Linked DNA regions of Homo sapiens: region 2 is linked to region 1. Evidence: read pairs that join two places in POLR2A ChIA-PET (ENCODE). Cell type or tissue: Panc1. All regions are shown on one strand. Links, peaks and the distances in the headings refer to the core of each region. The heading gives the core; the rest is flanking DNA.

The links. Peaks named below come from ENCODE experiments on the same cell type or tissue, not always from the same donor. Only the 100,000 strongest peaks of a DNase experiment are listed, where the experiment ranks them.
Region 2: POLR2A ChIA-PET joins it to region 1 with 5 read pairs; 6 of 35 experiments call an interaction of 5 or more read pairs at or near these places.

What each region holds. Positions count from the first base shown.
Region 1 is chr2:73,258,324-73,262,705 of GRCh38, reverse strand. FBXO41 (F-box protein 41) reads left to right here. Exons shown (of 13, transcript NM_001371389.2): 10 at 1,848-1,966; 11 at 2,159-2,317; 12 at 3,410-3,525; 13 at 3,662-4,382. The coding sequence ends at 3,724. Among named protein-coding and RNA genes, the nearest start is that of FBXO41, 24 kb to the left of the region's middle. In Panc1, for the core only: CTCF peaks have their summits at 2,008 and 2,222 (motif pointing right); a DNase peak (open chromatin) is centred at 2,233.
Region 2 is chr2:73,201,054-73,205,435 of GRCh38, reverse strand. It overlaps NOTO (notochord homeobox), which reads right to left and starts at 2,862. Exons shown (of 3, transcript NM_001134462.2): 1 at 2,388-2,862. The coding sequence starts at 2,769. RefSeq lists an enhancer at 1,468-2,019. In Panc1, for the core only: no CTCF peak of the experiment used is centred there; no DNase peak of the experiment used is centred there; H3K4me3 peaks cover 850 bases.

The DNA.
Region 1 (4,382 bases), core at 189-4,188:
CTTACTGGCAGTGCCACCTTGGCAATCTCAATCATGTCTTAGTTTCTCAAACTGCAAAGTAAAGGTGGTATTAGGAACTATGGACCTTAGGGCTGTTGCTCGCCCAAATGAGATCAGGTACACAAAGCCTGCAGGGTCCACAGTAATTGTTCAGTAAACACCAGCTAAAAACCACCAGCTTTGTTTGACATATGAAAGGTGGTTCAGGGAGGTCAGTGTATGAAAGAGCTGGTCATTGGAGAATCCAGGTTATGAAATCATTTCTCACTCTGTTTGGAGTTCCTCTAACACACCAGGCTCTTTTGCTCCCTACATTTTGCCTCTCTCCACGCGACAGCTCCTCCCAGTCATCCAGTGTGCCTTCTGTAACACCCTGGGTAGAGTGTGTCACTGCTCCCCTGCCTCAATCCCCACTGCATGTTGCCCTGACCCCTCTGTCATCTACTTTGCAATAATTTCTTTTTTTTTTTTTATTTAGTTTTTGAGACAGAGTCTTGCTCTGTTGCCCAGGCTGGAGTGCAGTGGTGCAATCTCAGCTTACTGCAACCTCCACCTCCCAGGTTCAGGCGATCCTCCTACCTCAGCCTCCCAAGTAGCTGGGACTACAGGCATGGGCCACCATGCCCAGCTAATTTTTGTATTTGTAGTAGAGACGGGCTTTCACCATGTTGGCCAGCCTGATCTCAAACTCCTGACCTCAGGTGATCTGCCCGCCTCGGCCTCCCAAAGTGCTGGGATTACAGGCATAAGCCACCGCGCCCAGCCCTACTTTGCAATAATTTCTTTATATTTCTATCTCCTCCACCAGATGGGTTGTTCTCAAGGCAGAATCTAGGAATGTCCATTTCTGTATCCCTAGTACCAAATGCATAATAGATGCCAGAGAGATGTTTGTTGCCTGGGCAAATGTTGAGGGTTGAAATGTTTAGGGAAATGGCATTTGGTGTGAATGGAAAGGAAAGTTGGGGCAATCAGGAAGGGCCTTGCTAAGGAATTTAGGTTTTTTTGCATTTTATCTAGAAAGTATTGGAAGCTATTTGGCGGGATTTTAGATTTTAAGAAAGGGATTAAGATCAGACTGTTAATGTTCTATGCCCCCCACAACTTCTGCCACCAAAGAGACTGTCCACTCTTTGAGGGTAGAGACCATGTCTATGTTGTCACCGCTGTACCCCCAGGGCCTAGCTCAGTTGTTGTTGACTTGATAACCACTTGCTGAATGGCAGAGTGAGTGGATGTAGGAATGAGGGGCTCCCTATCTGCAGTGTGGAGGATGAGATGCAGGGAGACTAGTGCTAACCCAGAGAATGCCAATGGTGGTCTGAACTGTGGGTTCAAGAGTACTTAAGGCCGGGCGCAGTGGCTCACACCTGTAATCCCAGCACTTTGGGAAGCCGAGGCAGCAGATCACTTGAGGCCAGGAGTTTGAGACCAGCCTGGCCAACATGGTAAAATCCTGTCTCTACTAAAAGTACAAAAAAATGAGCCGGGCATGGTAGTGCATGCCTGTAGTCCTGTCTACTCGGGAGGCTGAGGCAGGAGAATTGCTTGAACCCAGGAGGCAGAGGTTGCAGTGAGCCGAAATTGCACCACTGCACTCCAGCCTGGGTGACAGATTGAGACCCTGTCTCAAAAAAAAAAAAAGAGTGCTTGGGAATCAGAATCTGCAGGACTTGGTGGATGAGATGAGGGCAGAGGAGTCAGGGATGATCCTGGTTCTCTGACTTGACCTGCTGGGTTGTTGGAGGAATGCTTGCCTGAGTCAGGGAGGGGTCCCACAGGAGGAGCATGCTGGGTTATCAAGCATCCAGAGACTTCCCTGACGGCTCCCCCTTCCCATTCTCCAGCCAGCAGCCCACACGCTTCAGTAACCGCTGCCTGCAGATGATTGGTCGCTGTTGGCCCCACCTGCGGGCCCTGGGGGTCGGGGGTGCCGGCTGTGGGGTGCAGGGCCTGGCATCACTCGGTGAGTCTTTCCTTGGACTGGGGTGGTGGGTAGTGGGAAGCAGGCATGGGTGCAGTGCTGCCTTGTGAAATCCCACAGGGGCTTGGGGCTGCAGCCTGGGTGGTGGCAGGTGGCAGGGTGGTAGCCAGGGTGCTGGCTGCAGGGGTGACCTGGGGAGTGTGTCAGCAGGATCCCCCTTCTTCCTCTTCCTAGCGAGAAACTGCATGCGGCTGCAGGTCCTGGAGCTTGACCACGTGTCAGAGATCACCCAGGAGGTGGCAGCAGAGGTCTGCCGGGAAGGCCTGAAGGGACTGGAGATGCTGGTGCTCACGGCGACTCCCGTCACCCCTAAGGCCCTACTGCACTTCAACAGTGAGCACTGGGGGAATGAGGGGCAGGGTACGACTATCACCTGCCACGGGGCCCTGTCAGCAGGTATCCTAACTATCACTGGGGCAGATGGATCAGAGTCTCCAGCCAAGGGCAGAGGCAGGGGGACAGGTTAAGAGCACTGGTTCTAGAGCCTGACTGACCTAGGTCCCAGGTCTGGCTCTGCTACTTATTAGCTGAGTGATGTTGGGCAAGTTACTATACCTCTCTGAGTCCTGTATTCCCATCTTCTAAGCTGACTTTCTAGGATGGGTGAGAGGATTAAATGAGATGATATATGGAAGCCCCCCCAAGGACAGTTCTCAGGGTGAAGACTCCTCTCTCCCTGGACTCCAGATCATACCTCCTTGGCTTCCACACCTTTCTCAAACCACCCACTCCACTCTCAGTCACTACTCCACCTGCACTGAGGACCTGGCACCCAGTGTGGGCTGCTCCTGCCCAAGGAGACCACCAGCCAGGACCCTTTGGCTCCTGAGAGGACCCCATGCCAACTGCGCCAAGGTGCCTTGACCCTCTTTCCAAGACCTTCCTCCCCCTTCAGCCACATGGGATACCCTGGACTTTACCACCAGAACTAACTGCTCAGCCTCCAGAATCATGACCTCCAGGCCCTTCTCAGTCGCCTGATCTTCCTCTACCTCCCCCGACTTCACGACATATCCAGTCCCTGAAGCCCTCTGTCCCCAAGTATTTGCCCCACCTCCCCCTCCTTTGTGCTTCAGCCTGGATCCACGAGCCCCACCTCAGCCACTCTGTTCCTTGCCATTCATCCCCAAATGCCCAGACCATGGTATAGCTGCCCCCTGTGTCAGGGAAGTTCCTAGAGGCTTTGGACAGCTGGTGGCTGCCCACTCACCCTCCCAGAGGCCAATGCAGCCTCTCCTGTGCCTCAGCCCCATCTACCTCTCCCCGCATCCGGTCGCCAGCCCCCAGGTGGCATGAGTCTGCTCTCCTCTGTCGTGTTCCCGGTAGCTGGCACCTGATTGTCTGATTTCATTAATTAGTGAGAGGAGAGGAGGCAGCTCCACAGCCCAGGCCAAACACGCCCCTACTTTGCTCACCTTTTCTCAGGCATCTGCCGGAACCTCAAGTCCATTGTGGTCCAGATTGGGATTGCGGATTATTTCAAAGAGCCCAGCAGCCCTGAGGCCCAGAAGCTGTTTGAGGACATGGTGACAAAACTCCAGGTGAGGGGTCAGCTCTGAGGCTGTCCAAGACCCCAAGTGGCATCCCTAGACTGGGGCTGGTGACCTGGGTGAGTGTGGCAGGAGGGCCCCACCTGCCTGGCACGGAGGGAGAACTAACCCAGGGTTCGGTCCGCAGGCTCTGCGACGGAGGCCCGGCTTCTCTAAGATTCTGCACATCAAGGTGGAAGGCGGCTGCTAACCCGGGTAGGGGGCGGCAGGGCCCCTGCCAGCCCCACACCAGGGCACTCTCTTTGGACCTCAGAGGGACCCTGGTTTGGACTAGACCTTTGGAGGCCGAGTGTTATCCCTGGCTTCTGGAGGGGGACTGTCAAGTCTCCTGTCCTCCTCCTGGAGCAGCAGAGCAACAGGCCTGACCCAGGGCACTGCCTCCCCAGTACAGGGGCTTGGACAGAAGCTGCCCTCCGACCCCCACCCTACCCCGGCTGGAGTAGCCTCTGGCACAGCCAGTGAGGAGCTGTCACCACCAGCGCCTGGTGTCATCACCTGGAGGATCTGCAATAACCACCCAGTGGCTCCTCAGCTGTTCTGGCTGGCCTCTCCTTCCTGAGGCCCAGCCTCCTGGTCAGGAGCATCTGGGGCCCCAAGCCAATGGGGGCTCCACAAGGCAGCTCAGACTTGGCAAGGAGGGCTCTTCTCCTCAACCTTGCTGCAGCCTTCTGGGGGCACCCCTTCAGACAGCCTGCCCAGGCTGTGGATCCACATTTCCTGGGGGTACCACAGCCAGACCTAGGGGCCTGGGCACGTGGTCAGCCAAAAGCTGGGGGCAGCAGTACAGTGGGGTAGTGGGGGTGGGTTTGGAAAGGAAACAGTCACCCAGAACTTCTCCCCAGGATGAG
Region 2 (4,382 bases), core at 312-4,311, 57 kb after region 1:
ACCTCTGCCTCCCAGGCACAAGCAATCCTCCCACTTCAGCCCCCGCCAAGGTGCGCACCACCATGCCCAGCTAATTTTTGTGTTTTTAGTAGAGACGGGGTTTTGCCATGTTGCCCAGGCTGGTCTCAACTCCTGAGCTGAAGTAGTCCACCCGCCTTGGCCTCCCAAAGTGAGGGAGTTACAGGGGTGAGCCACTGCACCCAGCCAGGGCTAATTTCCTCAATAGAAAAGAGCATCTACAAATAGATTGTTTTAAATAACCAACTATACATATGGGCAAAATACAAGAACAGTAGTTCACAGAAAAAGAAATACATCACGAGGTCAGGAGATCAAGACCATCCTGGCTAACATGGTGAAACCCCGTCTCTACTAAAAATACAAAAAATTAGCCAGGTGTGGCGGCATGTGCCTGCAGTACCAGCTACTCGGGAGGCTGAGGCAGGAGAATGGCGTGAACCCGGGAGGCGGAGCTTGCAGTGAGCCGAGATTGCACCACTGCACTCCAGCCTAAGGACAGAGCAAGACTCCGCCTCAAAAAAAAAAAATAAAAAAATAAAAAAAATTAGCCGGGCATGGTGCTGGGGCTTGTAATTCCAGCCACTCCAGAGGCTAAGGCAGGAGAATCACTTGAGACCGGAAGGAGGAGGTTGTAGTGAGCAGAGATAGCGCCACTGCACTCCAGCCTGGGAGACAGAGTGAGACTCCGTCTCAAAACAAAACAAAACAGAACAAAAGAAAACAACTAACTTGAAAATGAGGCAACTGTAACATGAAGTAGTAAACTGTAATTCAGACCTCAGGTGTGTGAAGAGCTCAGAGAAAGGTGACTGGGAGTGATGGGCACAGCTCCCAGATCCAGTGGTATTGAATTTAGATGGGGCTGCGAGTCCAAGGGTTAATGCACTGCTGAAATGGGGTGAGGAAATGCAGGATTGGGGTGGGTGCCACGGAGTAGGAACCCGGCAAGACTGTGTTACAACTATCTTTGTATGGGTTGATAAGGCTTGGACTAACTTTGCTCCTGTTTTCTTCGTGGGGACATGGGGAAACATGAACCTGGCAACCAAAAATGGCAAAAGCACGTGTAGGTGGATGTTTAATGCTAGAAGGCAAAGTTCCCTCTATAGTTACTTTTTTTTGTTGATTTGTTTGTTTGAGACGGAGTCTCACTCTGTTGCCCAGGCTAGAGTGCAGTGGCGCAATCTCGGCTTAATGCAACCTCAACCTCCCGGGTTCAAGTGATTCTCCTGCTTTAGCCTCCTGAGTAGCTGGGATTACAAGCGCGCGCCACCACGCCCTCCTAATTTTTTGTCTTTTTTTTTTTTTTTTTTTTTGAGACGGAGTTTCGCTCTGTCGCCCAGGCTGGAGTGCAGTGGCGCGATCTCGACTCACTGCAAGCTCCGCCTCCCGGGTTCACGCCATTCTCCTGCCTCAGCCTCCTGTGTAGCTGGGACTACAGGCACGCGCCACCATGCCCGGCTAATTTTTGTATTTTTAGTAGAGACGGGGTTTCACCGTGTTAGCCAGGATGGTCTCGATCTCCTGACCTCGTGATCCGCCCGTCTCGGCCTCCCAAAGTGCTGGGATTACAGGCGTGAGCCACCGCGCCCGGCCAATTTTTTGTCTTTTAAGTAAAGATGTGGTTTCACCATGTTGGCCAGGCTGGCCTTGAACTCCTGACTTCAGGTGATCCACCCGCCTCGGTCTTCCAAAGTGCTGAAATTACAGGCGTGAGCCACCGCGCCCAACCTTACAATTACTTTCTCATGAGATTTAAGTGCCTGGCCCTTAAGCACTACTTAAGAGCATTGCATGCACGCAGGCTCAGAGCGAAGTGTGTAGCTCAAGTTCACAGACGTGAGCAGTGGAGGCGGTAGTGGGGTGTGAGCCTTGACCAGCTCCTAACAGCTCCTCGCTCAACAGCACCGCCCGGAGCGTCCACTTCCCCCTACCCCGTAAAAAAAAAAAACAGGGCCATTGGTTCGGGTCGAGAGCCGCTTTGGGAAGCGTCTCTGTCACTAAGCGCTACCCCGGGGTGTGCGAGGGAGTCAAGGGACGCGGAGACCGGGAGCAGGGCTGGGTCCCCTTGCAGCCCCAGCGCTGGCCTCCTGCCCACCGCATTCAGGCGCTGCGCCGCCCTCACACCCACCCTCTCCCACCTCAGCAGCGTGCGGGGGAAGCCTCGCGCCGGGGTCTTTTTCAGCAAGACTGTCGCGGTCCTCGGCTTCAACTGCAAGGTAAACGGTGGCAGAGCCCCTTCCCACTCCAGCCGTGTGTGATTCTCACACTCAGTGCCCTCTCCTGCACTGGGGCGCCGGCAGTGGCGACCTAGGCTCTCCAGCCCCCGCCCAGTCCCCCGCGTGCGGGCGCCGGGACCGCAGTACCTGTGACGCCGAAGCCCAGCAGGCCGCAGACGGGAGCCACGCGCGGCCCTGGCACAGGGTAAAAACCTACGCTCAGGTAGGCGGGCAGCCACGATGTCGGGCAAGCCCAGGGCAGACCCCCGGTGGCGCACAGGGAAGCAGCGGTCCAGAAGGCCGGGTGGACGCAGGCGGAGCCCGACGGCTGGGAGGCCGCCGGCGCGCAGGGGTCGGGCCTCGCCAGGATGGCCTCGACCGAGAAAGGGGACTCGAAGCGTCCGGGAGCGCGGGGCGTGTTCGGGCCAGTAGGGGACCTGGGCGCCGGAGAGCGGCCAGAGCGCGGAGGTCGGACCCGAGAGCCCGAGGGAGCGGGTGGCGGGCTGCCTCGCGGCCTGGGGCTAGGCATGACGCGGCCGTTGCCCGGACGGACGCAAGGAAGGGAGCTCGGGAGAAGTGAGAAGATTCTGCAAAAGGCAGCGAGCAAGACCGGTTGTCTGGGAACCTCCTGGCGCTCGGCGAAGGCTCTTAAATTTGGCGGGGCGGGGCATGGGGCGGCCTCTCCCCACTGCGGTCCGGGCGGGGCCCCCAAAGCCTGTGAGCGCCCGCTCTGTGCGAGGCAAGGTGGGCACAGCACCAAAGAGTGTGTTCCCTCCCTTCCTCCGCTTTTAAAAATGCCCACCCTGGGGCGGTCGTGGGGAGGACTCTGAGCTCGCTGGTGATCCTGGGCGAAACACCCAGCCACCGGGCTCCGTCTTTCTCCTTTGCTCACTGAAGAAGGGATGCCCGTTTCCCCGGGGCCTTGCAGAGGCGGAGCTGTGATCTGGAGAGCGGTAGGGCAGTGCCTGCGGTCTTGGCCTCAGCTGACCCGCGCCGTCCTTGACGCAGAAGCCTCGGCCAGATTCACCTAGGACCGCGCGGACTTTTTGTTTGTTTGTTTTAAAATGTAAATATTTTATTTATAAGCACAGTGATAAGTACATTTTCCATCTGGCCTCAGCCCTTTAGTTTCCCTGCCTTGAGATGCGCTGTGATTACCAATTTCGTTCTTTCTTTAATATTTTTTTTGGCCAGGTGCAGTGGCTCATGCCTGGCATCCCAGTACTTGTGTGGGAGGCCGAGGCGGGAGGATCGCTTGAGCTCAGGATTTGATTTGATTTGATTTGAGTTGATTTAGGGGTAAAAGATATGGCCACTATGTCTCTAACCTTGGACTTTTAGTATATAATTCTGTGTTTCCATACATAATTATCAGTTTTCTGTTGTGTCATTTATTCCTTCTTCAGACTGTAAATTCCTGAGCATAAGCATTAATATCTCCAATTTACATATTAGTAAATACAGCAAGAGAGGTTAACAGAACTGCCTTGTTTCAAATCCCCTAGGTATGTGGTTTTAATTTGCATTTATTTCCCTGAAGACCGTTCATTGTGAGCATCTTTTTACATGCTTATCAGCCACTTGGATATCCTCTTTTGTGTGAAGTGCCTGTTCAACTGGTTTGCTTATTTTTGTATTGGGTCACTATGTTTTTCTTATTGTAAGAGTTTTATGTATAGATAATTTGGAATCAAGTCCTTCGTTGTAATATACATAGAAGCAGATAACCTCTGTCACTCTGTGGCCTGCCTTTTCATTCTTTTAGTAGTCCTTTTTTTTTTTTTTTCTGAGATGGAGTTGCCCAGGCTAGAGTGCAGTGGCACAATCTTGGCTCACTGCAACCTTTGCCTCCCAGGTTCCAGCGATTTTCCTGCTTCAGTAGCTGGGATTACAGGCATGTGCCACCACACCCAGCTAATTTTTGTTAAGTATACCAAAAATAAAGCCAAACGAATAACAGACTTTATTTTTATTCATTTATTTATTTATTTAGAGATGGAGTTTCACTCTTGTTGCCCAGGCTGGAGTGCAATGGCACTCGGCTCACTGCAACCTCTGCCTCCTGGGTTCAAGCGATTCTCCTGCCCCAGCCTCCTGAGTAGCTGGGATTACAGGCACCCGCCACCATGCCCAGCTAATTTT